Linked DNA regions of Homo sapiens: region 2 is linked to region 1. A link is an interaction called in ENCODE POLR2A ChIA-PET data of the cell type or tissue named here. Cell type or tissue: OCI-LY7. All regions are shown on one strand.

The links. ChIA-PET counts read pairs that join two places held together with the same protein. Peaks named below come from ENCODE experiments on the same cell type or tissue, not always from the same donor. Only the 100,000 strongest peaks of a DNase experiment are listed, where the experiment ranks them.
Region 2: POLR2A ChIA-PET joins it to region 1 with 15 read pairs; 4 of 35 experiments call an interaction of 5 or more read pairs at or near these places.

The regions. Positions count from the first base shown.
Region 1 is chr1:39,391,442-39,399,441 of GRCh38, forward strand. All of the region lies in intron 58 of MACF1 (microtubule actin crosslinking factor 1), which reads left to right. Among named protein-coding and RNA genes, the nearest start is that of BMP8A, 96 kb to the right of the region's middle. In OCI-LY7, no CTCF peak of the experiment used is centred here; DNase peaks (open chromatin) are centred at 3,350 and 4,130; H3K4me3 peaks cover 1,479 bases; H3K27ac peaks cover 3,961 bases.
Region 2 is chr1:39,269,594-39,277,593 of GRCh38, forward strand. The region is part of intron 6 of MACF1 (microtubule actin crosslinking factor 1); the gene reads left to right. Among named protein-coding and RNA genes, the nearest start is that of MACF1, 69 kb to the left of the region's middle. In OCI-LY7, no CTCF peak of the experiment used is centred here; a DNase peak (open chromatin) is centred at 318; H3K4me3 peaks cover 990 bases; H3K27ac peaks cover 791 bases.

The DNA.
Region 1 (8,000 bases):
TGGGATTTCTGCCCACCACCATGATATTGGTTATTATTTCCTACTGCTATCACTTTTCACTGCTGTCATTTGGTCTGTGTAGTCTATTCCTCCCTTCTAATCTTCACTGAGCTAGAAAATGAGATAAACAGGCCTGTTAAAATTGCATTAGATATGAGCTAAAATGTACAAAAGAGTCCACATGCAGGCATAAATAGTGTTTGGATTTGAGGACAAGTCATCTTTTCCTTTTCATTTAATCCTTGGTTTCTAGAGACATTCTGACTTTTGATGTTGCTGGAAGATTTCAAAAAATTACTGGGCATTACTTTATCTTATTTCTATCCTAGTATGTTGCCTAATAGTGCTCAGAGTTCAATAGCACTTAGTTGCTTGTCATAGCCAAATTCGTTTCACTGATTTCTAAAAATAAGCCTTCCACCTCAGATACTCTGGATGTGAAGGCTGGGACTGGACACTGATCGGCTGGGCTCTTGCAGAGTGTGTTCATCAACAGTGGACTGGTGTTGACAAGGCAAGCCTGGAAGAAGAGTGGGAGAAGGGAGAAGGGTGGTGGAGTGTCCTGTGTGTAGTCCATTGTCAAGTCAGTAGGTAGTTACCATAAAATGATCAGTATCCACCCTCAAGTTGGGGATGCAAATCAAAAGCCCTGTTCCACCTGTCCACCTTGTAGGGAAGTCAAAAGCTTTGGAAAGAGTTTTTGCCTTCTCCCAGCAAAAATCTTTGGTCAGGAGGGGAGGAGCATATTCTTGGCTGAACTCATGCTGAGCTCATCGGAAGTGAAAACAATGAGAGGAGAAAAATTCTGTGTGTCAGTTCCATAGTCCCCAGGAGGCCGCATAAAGGGAAGGTCTTTTTGGACCCATTCTGAGGACTGAGTCATTTTCATGATTTGAGTGTGGAGTTCCTGGGTTAATGTATTATAGTCCAGCCATAGATTAATCTTTCCTTACTCCAGCAGCAGACCAGATTTATAAAGTATGACTCTGTTTTCAGATTCAAATTATTTTTAATAAGGTAAAAACAAAGATGAAGATAAATATTTTTAAAAACAGCATTAGCTGTAAGTTTTCAGCTCTTTTTTTAATGGAATCATACTTTTAGCACAGAATCTGCACAAGAGAAGAGGATATGAATCTGGGAGACGGAAACTCTGCTTTAACCCAGCTAACTCCATGGGAGCTAGAATAGACAGATGAGTTAGGCCTGTGAAGAACCCCCCAGTCTTACTTGGGACTGTACAGTCTTGCTGATAGATCCATGGATCTGCAGTCTGTGGGGAAAATTATTTCTTCCTTAAATGAATGTGGAATACTAAAATACATTATTCCTAGGAAAGGCTTTCCCTCAGTTGCTTCTGAATGATTAGTAGGTCCTCACTGGCAGACCAGATTCTATCACATGGGAGTGGAAGAGAGTTCCTTTCCACTCAAACCAGGCAGAGATCTCAGGCTTCCTGAGTTAGGATCTTTACCAGGTTCAGCTCTCTGTTGGAAGTAGAAAGGAAGAAGCCATTCTAGAAATCACTAATGAGAGGATTGAGCTTGTTTTCAGAAAGCTGGAAAGAAAAGACTTTGGCAAATCTCTTCAGGAAATTCCGTTTTCCTGAACAAGGGAGTCTGGTTATTGAGGAAAAGGAATTGTATGTGTCTAACAGGAGGCTAACAAGAAAGGAAGGACGTTTTTATCACTGAAACTTGAGCCAAAGAATTCCCCTAGAGTGACCTTCCTGGGAAGGGTAAAAAAAAAAAAAAAATATATATATATATATATATATATATATGTTAAGTCTCTGATGATAACAAGAGATTTTCCTCATTTTGAAATTCCCTACGTAGGTTTTACTTGAACTGAGATCATTCTGAATCTTAAACCAACCCCTCCTTTGCCCCCTGCTCCCCGCAAGAACCATGTGACTTCTCACTCAGAAAGTATTTGATGGTTTGGGCATCATACTGGTGAGCATTATCAAGAAACCTGGATGCACCTTCATTCACTTGTTTTTCATATGTATTTATATTGTTGTGTATTTGGGTCATGCTTCAGACTTGGCATTCTACCTCTCAGTGATAAAATGAACAATGGGGCCAGGCACAGTGGCTCACACCTATAATCATAGCATTCTGGGAGGCTGATGTGGGCAGATCACTTGAGCCCAGGAGTTCGAGACCAGCCTGGGCAACAAAATGAGGCGGCCCTTCTATAAAAAATAAATAAATTAGCTAGGCATGACGGCACATGCTGTGGTCCCAGCTTACACAGGAGGCTGACGCAGGAGGATCACTTGATCCTAGGACGTTGACGCTGCAGTGAGCTGCGTCCATGCCACCGCAGTCCAGCGTGTAACAGAGTGAGACCCTGTCTCAAAAAAAAAAGAAAGAAAGACAGAGAGAGAGGGAGGGAGGGAGAGAGAGAGAGAGAGAGAAAGAAAGAGAGAAAGAAAAGAAAGGAAGGAAGGAAAGAAAAGAAAGAAAGAGAAAGAAAGAACGAACGAACGAACAATGGGAAAAATTGACTGACAGACCTCTTTAGGGTCTGCGAGTTTCTCATAGTGGTTCACTTCACCCAGTGGTGCATATAAAGCACCCAAACCAGTTGGTCTTTTCCTTTCTTGTCTTTGAGGCTGGGCTGCTGGGTTCTAATAGGTGCAGCATCAGGCTTCCTTAGGATTATTTTCATTCCTAATTCAGGTTGAGCAGAGCCCAGGATCAGGGTCTCAGTATACTTGAAGTTTCTACCGGGGGACCTAGGTATCCTACTATGAAAACAGAATAAGAAAGTCTTGTAAACGCCTTCATTTGATTGATTGATTGATTGATTGATTGATTGATTGATTTATTGCCACATAGAAAGCAAGCTTAGGCATCTTCATGTGCACATGAGAAAAGCCCTGGAAGAGGCTGGGGGCGGTGGCTCACGCCTGTAATCCCAGTACTTTGGAAGGCTGAGGTGGGTGGATCACCTGAGGTCAGGAGTTCGAGACGAGCCTGGCCAAGATGGTGAAACCCTGTATCTACTAAAAATACAAAAATTAGCTGGGCATGGTGGCACATGCCTGTAGTCTCAGCTGTTTGGGGAGGCTGAGGCAGGAGAATGGCTTGGACCTGGGAGGCAGAAGTTGCAGTGAGCCGAGATCGCACCACTGCACTCCAGCCTGGGTGTCAGAAAGAGACTCCGTCTCCAAAAAAAGAAAAAGAAAAGCCCTGGAAGACAGGGCCCAGCATGGAGTTGAAAGACTGCCAGTTTACTCCTTCCTTTCAAATGATTACAAGGACAGTATCAGCTCATGTACGTTTTTGGCAGTTAGTACACCTGCCTGAGAGTGAGTCACTGGAGGATAGAGCAAATGAGGTTAGCGTTATCTACCTGCCCTTGGAGAGACAGGAAATCACACTTGGTATGACCTGTCTGTCACCTGGAGGTTTAGGTTTCCCCAGCTTTACCAAGATGAGTGGGTATCCTCTATCCCTGCCAACCCCCACCTTGTGCTGACCCTTCCTTGGCCTGTCTTGGTTTTTTCCTTTCTTCCTTAAACAAAGCTACTCCAAATAGGAACTAGGGTCCAAGGAAATAAAGACAGTATCCTAAAATGGATTTCTCAATTTCGGCACTATTGACATTTTTTGGGGGTGGGTGGGGAGGAAAGGGGCAGCCACTCACGCCACCACCTCTGCCTGCCACTATCAACATTTTGGACTGGATAATTCTTTGTTGTGAGAAGCTGTCCTGTGCATTGTAGGCTGTTTAGCAGCATTTCTGACCTAGTAACTTCCCAGTTGTACAACTAAAAATGTCTCCCTGGAAGGCAGAATTACCCTCTGTTGAGAACTATAGCCCTGGAAGAAATTGCCACCTATACATGGGAAACTTAGAATTCAGGTGGAATAGGTTACTAGTTAAATATTTATGTAACAAGCAGCCTTCTGATAATCTGATTATGACTGTGTGTAGTGGCAACAACCACTTCTAAGTCAGCTTTCCTTTAAGCCAGGCTCTGGATTCTTTATTTTTGCTGGCCTTAATCTGTGTCTGGCTTAACACCTCCTGGTCACTTTCCCTGGCTGGAATTTACGTACAGTTGTCAGTTGTTGATGCAGGTGTTTGGTTGATGATGCATTGCCAAAGAGAAGAGGAACTTCCTTTGTGGACATACTTCAGGGAGCTTCCTTGTTCTGTGCCTTTAAGGGGAGACTACAGTCTCTCAGTTGTTCTCCACAGCCAACCAAGAGTTTGGCTGCTGATATTTATAACCCTTATGTGACCACCCCCACCTCCCCACCCCACAAAGAATTCCAATGCTCTGTAATAATCCTCTCCACCCCCACCATAGCAACTGGATGTGGAGAAGGTGAAGGAGCCTTTAAGGCCTTTAAGTTTGCTTCATGTTGAACCTTTTCCAGCTCCCTTTTAAAATATTGCCAGTTGTATTTTAAATATCAGTGTCACAAGCAAAATCCCAGGCTTGCAGCCACTGCATCATCTTAAAGGAGCCTCATGCCCCAGTGAAGGTAGTAAAATTGAATGGAAGGTAGTAAAATCATCAAGAAAGGATTGATAGATTTTACAAAAATCTGTCTGGAAATTTGATAGCAAGGTGAGATTTTAAAGCAACAAACAGGCTAGGCGCAGTGGCTCATGCCTGTAATCCCAGCATTTTGGGAGGCTGAGGCAGGTGGATCACGCTGTCAGGAGATCGAGACCATTCTGGCCAACATGGTGAAACCCCATCTTAGCCGGGCATGGTGGCATGCGCCTGTAGTCCCAGCTACACAGGAGGCTGAGGCAGGAGAATCGCTTGAACCCAGGAGGTGGAGGTTGCAGTGAGCCGACATCGCGCCACTGCACTCCAACCTGGGTGACAGAGCGAGACTCCATCTCAAAAAAAAAAAAAAAAGCAACAAACAAATATATCTGTAACCAAAGAAAAGGACTGAGCAGTTGGATTTGAGTTTACTAAAATTCTTCACATACAGTATCAGTATGTAGCATTCACAACTAAGATTTATCATTTGTATAAGAAGGAAGAAATATATTTCCAGAAAAACTAGAATGTATCCTGTGCAGAACTTGTATGTATTGATCGTTTAGTAGTTGATTAGTAAACATGGTTAAGATAAGCACAGACTTGCAGAAAAGGACTGATCCTCACTGTGCCTAGAAATGAATGGTAAATGGTCTCAGCCTTAGGCTGGTTCTGGAGCTTCAGAAAAATATCCTGGGCACTTTCAAGCTCGCTAATAAGCTATGAGCTTCTAGGAAGTACGATGAGTTTCTTTGAAGGGCCGTTTATTGTTAGAGTTGCTGGTTTACTAGGAATAAAATGACTTCCACAGGGAGTTGTGTCAGGTCACTGCACCAAACCATCACTGTAAAGGGCTGTCTCCTGCTGAATGGATTCTTCACAAGTCTCAGCTGTCCCAGTTGGAAAAACCCAGCTATGGGTAGAATGTGCACCCTCCCTACTTTGCCACCACTAAGTGCTTTTCAACTACGAGTCTCTCTTATTGACTATAGAAGGTTAATGGAATACACTTACTCTCTAGGACGTCATAAACTATTTTTCTACCACCAGTCATGTCATTTGAAATATGGATCTTTGCTACACATGGTGATGGTTCATGGATGGAGGTTAAAAGGAAGTGATTCCATATTCCTTTTAACCCATCCTTACTGGGCAGTTGCTCTGTGCTAGTCCTTGTGGTGGGTACTGGAGTCTCAGATAGTCTCTAGTTAACAGTGTACAGATGTGCCTTGACTTACAGTGAAATTATGTCTGGAAAAACCCATCATAACTCGAAACTATTGTAAGTCAGAAATGCATTTAATGTACCTACTGACAGCCGGGTATGGTGGCTCATGCCTGTCATCTCAGCACTTTGGGAGGCCGAGGTGGGTGGATCACCTGAGGTCAGAAGTTCAAGACCAGCCTGGTCAACATGGTGAAACCCGGTCTCTACTAAATATACAAAAATTAGCCGGGCGTGGTGGCGAGCGCCTGTAATCCCAGCTACTCAGGAGGCTGAGGCAGGAGAATTGCTTGAACCCGGGAGGCAGAGGTTGCAGTGAGCTGAGATCATGCCATTGCGCTCCAGCCTGGGCAACGAGCGAAACTTCGTTCCAAAAAAAAAAAAAAGTAGCTACTGACCATCATAGCTCAGCTTAGCCTACCTTAAACATACTCAGACACTTACATTAGCCTACAGTTAGGCAAAATCATCTATCAGAAAGCCTATTTTATAATAAAGTGCTGACTCGCTCATGTAATTTATTGAATATTGTACTGAAATAGAGAAACTGAATGATTGGGTACTTGAAGTATGGTTTCTACTGAATGCATATCACTTTCACCATCATAAAGTTGAAAAATCTTCAGTTGAACCATTGTTAAGTCAGAGACCATCTATAGTAAGGGAAACAGATACAGAGAATTACAGTGGTACTGATGTAGTGGTAAATGCAGTAAGAAAGATCTGAGTCTAAATGATCTCTGAAAAAAACTCTAAATCAGACATTTAAAATCCTATTTTGCAGATAAGAAAACTTAAGACTTGAAGAGGTTAAAATAACTTGTTCGAGCCACATAGCAAGTAAATATTAGAGTTGGGATTGGGAAGGTCTGTTTGGCACCAAAGTTTATGCTACACCAGTGGTTGTCAACCAAGCATAGCTTTGCAGAGACTCCCACTCCCCGCCACTCCTTTTTTTTTTTTTTTTTTTAAACAGTTTCACTCCCATCACCCAGGCTAGAGTGCAGTGGCACAATCATGGCTCACTGCAGCCTCGACCTCCCAGTCTCAAGTGATCCTCCTGCCTCAGCCCCACAAGTAGCTGGAATTACAGGTGCATGCTGCCATTCCTGGCTAATTTTTGTATTTTTTGTAGAGATAGAGTTTCACCATGTTGCCAAGGCCGGCCTTGAACTCCTGAGCTCAAATGATCTGCCTACCTCAGCCTCTCAGAGTGCTGGTATTACAGGAATGAGCCACAGTGCCTGGCCCAGAGACATTTTTTATTGTTATGACTGGAAAAGCTGCTACTGGCATCTAGTAAGTGCTGCGAAACAACCTACAATACACAGGATGACGGCCCCTTACAATGAAAGAATTATTCAGCTTACTTCTAGAAAGCTAGGGAATTTGATTTTTGCCATCTTCAGATCCCATGACAAGTAAGAGTTAACTGATTAAATAGTTCCACTCGCTGGGGGTGCTTCTGTGGTTTTCCTCTCCTTTTAAGAAAATTAGTTAAGAAATAGTGTTGCTTCCGGGAGTGACTTACACAGATAGAGTCAGGATCTTGGGGAACTAATCTGAGTCAGCGACTGAAGAATTTTCTCTATGCCTGACCAGTCCCCACCCCACACTGCCACAAGGCTCCTGCTGTGGAAATCAATCAGCTGTGTATCTCAGGCTGCTTCCTGTAGGGTGTGTTATGGAATGGCATCAGCCCTTGCACCAGCTGGGAGTACTGATCTCAGTGTGATTTTATCAGACTATGTTTCTTTTGAGCCTTACTGTTTGGAACAAAGGACCCTCTGTTAAGAATGCAGAGAGCTGGTGTGATTGGATAGCTAGCATATACATACATGGTTCCTATGGGAAAAAAACAGACATAAATTATGCTATAGCCCTCTAAAATTTTCATCTCCAAAATGATTTCCTGACCTTCTGTCTGTATTCACAGTTCTTTCTGTAAGTGCTTATCCTTCCCCCAAAGCAATTCGAAGGCCATCTGATCTGATAAATGGTTGTATCCTTCAGAACTAGCCTATTTCTGTGTCTCCAGTCTTGGATGTATTTGATCCCCACTATCTTTCCAGTGTTATTTCCTATATAGACCATACACTACATCCAGTTACCCCAGACACTCCTTATACATTTTAGGTATTTGATTTCTGAAGTCATAGCTCAAGTCCACTTCTTTATAAAGCTTTTTTTTTTTTTTTTTTTTTGAGATGGATTCTGGCTCTGTCACCCAGGCTGGAGTGCAGTGGTGCGATC
Region 2 (8,000 bases), 120 kb before region 1:
TGGGCCACACATACATGGGATCCAGCCTAAAGATACAGAACCTGAAAAGAGCTCTACTTCCTTCTCAGAAGAGGATGGCACTCTTTCTCTGGAGGCAAGCCACACCCCATCATGGGGTCTGGAAGAGGTAGGTGGGCATGTTCAAGAGATAATCAAACTGCTGTTTGGATTCTTGGCCCTCAAACATATTAAAGCTGAGTGTGGTGAGCAGTGAGGATGTTGGTGCCTCTCAAACTTACCCCCATGTGGGTTAGTATCTGCTGGAGCTCAGCAAGCAGAATCTATTTCAGGTCTGCCCCTTGATGCTTGAAACCAAGACTTGTCTCTGGGGAATCCCTGATTCTGAGTAGCCAAGTGGCGTAATTGCTCAAGCTATCTGGTGGGATGATCTCTCAAGGTGCAATGCTAGATAGTACTTACTCTCAGGCAGGTCTGTTTACCAGCTTCCCTGCTACGAGAAGTTGTAATGTAGCACAAGAGACGATGGGGAAGGGCCTAACTGAATCTCTGGAATGAATCTCTGGAATAAATGTGGAAGGGGTCAGGCAGCTGTTGTCAGTGTACTTGCTCTTCCTCACAGGAGAGTGATATTCTTACTAGAGCTGATGCAATCCCATCCCTGTTGGGAAATTTCTGACGGCAGCACTCATTCAGTATTTGTATAGGTGGAGAGGGCTCATCCTTCTTTGGTTCCTAATTCCAGGATTAGAGGAGAGGGACAGAGTTATCTGGGGATTAGTTGAGAGAGAGAGAGGGAGGTTAGGGCAATTTGAAGGTTTAAGGCTAGAAAAGTTTGTTTTGTGACTGGATGTATTTAGGGCTTTAACATGATTTTGTTTTGAGGAATATATTGAGGCATGGATGGTGCTGCTGGTGGTGGTGGTAATGGCAGTTTCTGTGAATGTTTTAAAGGTCAAGGAGCAAGTGAGAATTCAGAGATGTGAACACTGAGATAAGGACTCAGCAAGACCATGGGTAGCACAGCATCTGGCATGTAGGTGTGTGATTGTGTGGGTGATTGAAGTTATAATTCACCAATGGCTAAAGAACTTTTACTGGGATGTTGGCCTCTGCAGCAGAAGAAATAAAAACATTAGGACTTCAAAGTGCAAAATTTATAAAATGAGGTAGGGCACTTTCCTTGCCTAGATGGGGGCCACTGATACTGTACAGGGGCCCTGATGTTTGCAGAGCAGGGATATGGTCTACCTACTGGTGCCCTGCCTATCACTAGCAGCATAAGGCTGAGGATAGATACAAATTCTGAGCAATCTGTGCCTAGAATTTCCTCTTTGGGGATACATTTTCCCCACAGACAGCCCCATCTTAGTGCCCTCTGTTATTAGAGTTTGGAGACTCCCAACAGGTTGAAGAAAAAGTGGCCATTGAAAAAATATCTATTTTATGGATGGGCAAGAGGTTTCTTGGGCCTCATATAAACATGGATATGTGTGGTGGGGAGTGTGATAGTTGTGTTATGGTAGGAAGGAAGGCAGTGAAACTACTGGGATATGGGGCGCATGAATGTATTAAGCTATTCTTGCATTGCTATAAATAAATACCTGAGACTGGGTAATTTACAAAGTAAAGAGGTTTAATTGGTATACAGTTCTGCAGGCTGTACAGAAAGCATGATGCTGGCATCTGCTCAGCTTCTGAAGAGGCCTGAGGAAACTTACAATCTTGGTGGAAGGCAGAGGAGCAGTAGGCATGTCACTTGGCTACAGCAGGAACGAGAGGTTGTGGGTGGGATGTGCCACACACTTTTAAATGACCGAATCTCATGAAAACCCACCTACCCTCACGAGAACAGCACCAAGGGGATGGTGCTAAACCATTCATGAGAAATCCACTTTCATGATTCATGATCCAGTCGTCTCCCACCAGGTCCCACTTCCAGTATTAGGGATTACAATTCAACATGAGATTTGGTAGGGACACAGATTGAAACCATATCAACAAGTATTTGGGTTTCATCAGATAAAAAAGAATGTCAAAGTCAACTTTTATCTTGTAAAAGTTGGAACAGATAGAGTAGTTGGGGGTAAAACCAGCTGTGGAACTGATTGTTGTACAACTGGCATTAAAATTGAAATTGTGTAGTCATCATAACATTATAGGACACATGCTTGTAACTGAGTGTGAGATTTTCAGAAATTTGGCATATAAAGTTTTAGGAACTCCTAGTAAAATCAATCCTAGATAATAGACCATAGATAGCAATGGCACCTTTGTATGGGCTGGATCTCCACACTGGCAAGGGAATGTTCTGCATGAGTCTGTGAGGAGTCTTAAAGAAAAGATTGTTAGGAGAAACCTTTGGACCATGATCTGTAGTGTGACCATATTGGCAACAGTATGATTCCTTTGCTGTTCAGTATGATTCAAATTGGTGTGTGGCATTTTCTGGGTAGCCAACCTCTGCATCTATTCCTTCTACCTTTTCACTGCAGACACAGTCATACTACTTATGTATAGCCAAGGCTGAAAAACTAAGTGACCGAGTCTCAGCTCAGACACCTGGCATATTTCCAGGTTTTGTGTCCATCATGTGATACAGGGACCACAGACTCACCATCCTATATGACAGATAAGAAGTAACTTATCAAGATAAGTGTGACATTCCTTCAGAATGAAAGTCCTTAAGGCCAAGAGGCTGCAACTCTCACTGGTCCCTGAAGGAACTGTCTTCAGGGAGCTGCTCCCCTCCCTAACAGGCTGTTCACAGGCTTGAGGACAGTAGCAGCCAGAGAAACAGAGAGGGCAACGCATACTGAAACCGATAGGCAGGGCAAGAGCATCTCTGCTAAAGTGGGAAAGCTGGGAGGGCAAGGGTCAGAAGAGCAGCTGCTGCTGTTCACACACCAACTCCTGTCTAAACAGGAGACAGCTGGCAGTCCAATTGAGTTGTTTTTTGCTTGCTTTTTTGGTGGTGGTTTTGTTTTTAATATGTCAGAGTAGTAACTATCCTCAGAAAATAATTTGAGTTCCAGCCAGACTGTCTCCTCTGTTGATTAGTCCAGGGCTTGTTGATGAGAGTGAGACCAGGCTATGGATAGACATAAACTTCACCATGGGTTTTGTTGCTTTTTAGGATGGAGAGAAATGGGAACTGATTGTGCTTCTTGCTAGTGTAGGGTTTAGATAGTAGAATATACATGATCTGCTTTTCTATTCACCTAGTACAGTTAATACTTCTTTTGTCAAGAAATAGTTAACACAGAAGCAAGATGACAAGGGTCAGCTGACAAATATGTTTTCAGAATGACAAGTAGACTAGGATTTGGAGCTGGATGGGAACAGGCTAATAGCAATCGCTCTTTGATGTCAGACAAAGGCCTTCTTCTCTGGCCCATTTCTTCTCTCAGGACTCCCTATTCCCAGCTGCTTTCAATATCCATACTACTAATACCTGGCTTATTTCAACAAGGAACATTTTTGAAAATCCCTTCCTCCTCCCCATCTTGACTTCTGCTGCCAAGCTCCTGCCCACCTTGTTAGCGAATCCCATTTAATGAAGCATTTACCTCTATACCAATTTTTTTTTTTTTTTTTTTTTTTGACACGGAGTCTGGCTCTGTCACCGAGGCTGCAGTGCAGTGGTGCGATCTCGGCTCACTGCAGCCTCTGCCTCCCGGGTTCCAGCTATTCGCCTGCCTCAGCCTCCCGAGTAACTGGGATTACAGGCGCCCGCCCCCACCACGCCCAGCTATATACCAGTGTTCTTGCCACAACCCTTCGAGTCTCTACAATTTTAGGTGAATAGTCAGATAACACTGGGGCCTAGAAATGATAAGAAAGAGGTTGGTTGGTGTATTATCTTCTGGGCTCAGCCTTTTCAGTTTACAAGTATCCCTCTCCCAGTTTTCCTTTTTAATTATAGGGAGAGTTGTTTTACTAATACTGGCTTTGTACTGAAAGAAGAAAGCAAAATTAACCAGATGACACTATTGGGGGAATGCAGAAGGTAAAGTTATAGTTTAGAACTTTAAGAAAGGATTTTGTTTCTTTTTCTTTTTTTTTGAGACGGAGTCTTGCTCTGTCACCCAGGCTGGAATGCGGTGGCCCTACCTCAGCTCACTGAACCTCTGCCTCCCGGGTTCACGCCATTCTCCTGCCTCAGAGTAGCTGGGACTACAGGCGCCTGCCACCATGCCCGGCTAATTTTTTGTATTTTTAATAGAGACAGGGTTTCACCGTGTTAGCCAGGATGGTCTCGATCTCCTGACCTCGTAATCCGCCCGCCTCGGCTTCCCAAAGTGCTGGGATTACAGGCGTGAGCCACCGCGCCCAGCCTTGTTTCTTTTTAAAAAAATTTTACTTAATTAAAAATGTTACTAAAGAATCATTATTTTTTAGGTGTAACAATAGTGTTGTGGTTATGTTTTAAAAAAGGCCTTTTACAGATACATACTGAAATGTTTTTAGAGAAAAACAGGAGATTTACTTTATCATAATAGGGGAAGGGTGAAGTGGGTGGGATGTAGATGAAACAAGATTAGCTATGAGTTGATAATGGTTGAAACTGGGTAATAGGTACATAGGGACTTATTATACTATTCTGTCTCCTTTTGTATATATTTGAAAATTTCCATTTCAAATAGAAAATTAAGAAAAAAATTGTATAAAAATAAAATGAAATTAAAAAATAAAATTGTATAAAAATAAAATGGAAAGTTAGGCAAAATAAGTTGTATAAAAATAAAAATGTAATAATACTGGTAAAATTATGATATAATACATATACAGTTGGCTCTCTGCATTGTGGGTTCTGCGTCTGGGGATTCAACCCATAACGGATGGAAAATATTCTGAAGAAAAACATTGCATCTGTAATGAACATGTACAGACTTCATTATTCCCTAAACAAGATAACAACTATTTACTAACATTTACATTGTATTAGGAATTATAAGTAATCTAGAGATTATTTAAAGTAGCTGGGAGGATGTACACAGGTTGTATGTGAATACTACCTCATTTTGTATCTGGGACTTGAGCATTTGTGGATTTCAGTATCTGCGGATTTTGGTATCTGAGGGAGGTCCTAGAACCAATTCTCCATGGATGACTACTGAAAAGGGGTTACTATCCTATAGATAAAGTGATTAAGAGCATGGAGCCAGATTGGCTAGGTTTGAATCCCAATTCTGCAACTTACTAGCAGTATAACTTGGAACAGGTTACTAAACTTCTCTGTGCTACAATTTCCTTATTTGTAAATGGAAGATAAGAATAGCATATGCTTGGTAGGGTTGTTGTGAGAATAATATGAATTAATACAAGTAATCACAATAAATGCTAGTTAATATTATTACTTAAAAGAACAAGAAAATGAATAAGAAAAAGACAAACACCCTTGTAGAAAAATAGGGGAAAGCCCAGGAATAAGCAATTCACAAAAAAAGGAAATCCAAATGCCTCATATACATAAGAAGACTCCTTTTTACTAATAAGGATATACAGATCAAACAACAATAAGATACTTTTTTTTTTTTTTTTTGAGACAGAGTCTCGCTCTGTCGCCCAGGCTGGAGTGCAGTGGCGCGATCTCGGCTCGCTGCAAGTTCCATCTCCCAGGTTCACGCCATTCTCCCGCCTCAGCCTCCCGAGTAGCTGGGACTACAGGCGCCCGCCGCCATGCCCGGTTAATTTTGTTTTTGTATTTTTAGTAGAGACGGGGTTTCACTGTGTTAGCCAGGATGGTCTTGATCTCTTGACTTCGTGACCCGCCCGCCTCTGCCTCCCAAAGTGCTGGAATTACGGTGTGAGCCACTGCGCCTGTAATTTTTTTTAAAGAGATGAGGTCTCAGCTATGTTGCCCAGGCTAGAGAGCAGTGGCGATTCACAGGTACCATCATAGCGCACAGTAGCCATAAACTCCTGGACTCAAGCTTGTAGCTGGGACTGCAAGCACACCACCATGCCTAGCTAAGATACCATTTTATACCCATCAGATTGGCAGAAGGTAAAAATTCTGAAAATACCAAGTGTAGGCGAGGATGAAGAGTGATGGGAAAACCTCTTCATAGCACTTAAGTGGAAGTATAATTTGCTACTGTTCTTTAGAAAGTAGTTTGACAATATTTTGTAGAGTTGAAAAATGCCCATGTTCTATTACCTAGGGTTTCCATTCTAATTATATTCCCTAGTGAGACCTCCAGGACTCTGAATGTGAATACTGAAAGGAGCACTCCCTTTTACCTAACTCTAATATTGGTAATAAACACCTTCTTTATCTCTGTTCCTCACCAACATAGCTGCCATTAGATCCCTCTAGCTGGGCATTTGTAGAACCACTGCATTGTGCCTTCATCTGCTTCTTCTTCTTCTTTTTTTTTTTTTGAGAAAGAATCTTGCTCTGACACCTGGCTGGAGAGCAGTGGTGCAATCATAGCTCACTGCAACCTTGACATCTTGGGCTTAAACGATCCTCGTGCCTCAACTTGCCAAGTAGCTGGCACTACAGGGGAGTACCACCACACCCAGCTAATTTTTAAATTTTTTGTAGAGACAATTTCTCACAGTGTTTCCCAGGCTCGTCTTGAACTCCTGGGCTCAAGTGATCCTCTTGCCTATGCCTCCCAAAGTGGTGGGATTACAGGAGTGAGCCACTGCACCCAGCCCTCATTTGCTTCTTGAAAGTTTTCAAGGTCTGATGCTTTATCTTTAGTGGGTGATGAGGTCAGCTAGAAACTTGAGGACATAATAATCAAGTACTTACTTGCTCAGAACAACTCGTCTCATCCACTGAGAGACTTACCAAGTCCAAACTCCTCAGCTGGGATAAGATAAGATACCAAGTCGAAACTCCTCAGCTGGGATAAAGATAAGATAGATTACCAGTTCCTTTGTAATCTATCTTATCTTTTCTATCGGTTCCCAATTTAAACCTTCTCATTTTAACAGATCAGTCCCTTAACTACTATTTCTGTTTCACCTTATCTCAGTTTGTTTACATCCACTTTCTACGTGGAATTCCTTTCTTCCTTGGCTTTCACCTGTTCTGTAACACCCTTCAAGGATGAGTTTATATGGTACTTCTAGAAATCCTCCAGCCCACAGTAATTTTCCATTCTGCTGAGATTCTGTATTGGATATTACTATAATTATTGGTCGTTTTTGGCTATAAATTTGTTTAACTATTTCATGTGACCTACCATAGATATGAGATTTTTTTCGTCCAGAAATTAACCTTCAGAAAAGAGATATTCTCTTTATATTTTACTTCTTATAAAGCATTTCTTGTTATTAGGCTTCCAGGGAGCTTATAGTCAGTTCATGAAAAAGGGTGAATAAATCTATGTCACCATCTGCTAGTTCAATCACTATCATTTTTTTGTAGAGATCAACTGACATAATTGATTAAACAAAAAAGAGGAATGAAAAATCTAAGAAAGTTTTAGTTATTGTTCCTGGGAATATAATCTCCTAATTTGAAGTGTTGAAAGTAATTGTATACAAGCCTTAACATTAAAATTTTTTTTTGAATCACTCACATTGCATATGAAACATACACATACATTATGGGGATCACAAATAAACACAGCAGAATGAATGAAAAAAAAAAAAAACCCTAATCCAGTGTTATGTAACTGGACTCTTGTGGTTTGAAATGAAATACCCAGAGACAATGTAGATTCAGAAAAGTGCTGTTATTAACTTTAAAATCTTAGAAAAGTAGACAGTATTTTCTAGAAAATTCACTAAAAAGATAGCTTTATTGAAGGAAAAAACATTGATGTTAAAGATGCATGTGAAGTTTGAATAATACAGTTTTTTGAAATTACAAAGGCAGAAAATACATTAATACTAAATGCTTAAATATACTGCTTAATTTTAAATATGTGTATATGTGTAAATAAATTTCTAAAAGTTTGGGTATTCAGGAGGACTACAGAGCTTCCCTTCCTGTATTCCTGTTTTACCTTCATACATCTGTTGTTATCTGGGAAAATATTTGGGATAATCATATGTTAGTTATGGCATGTCTCAACTAA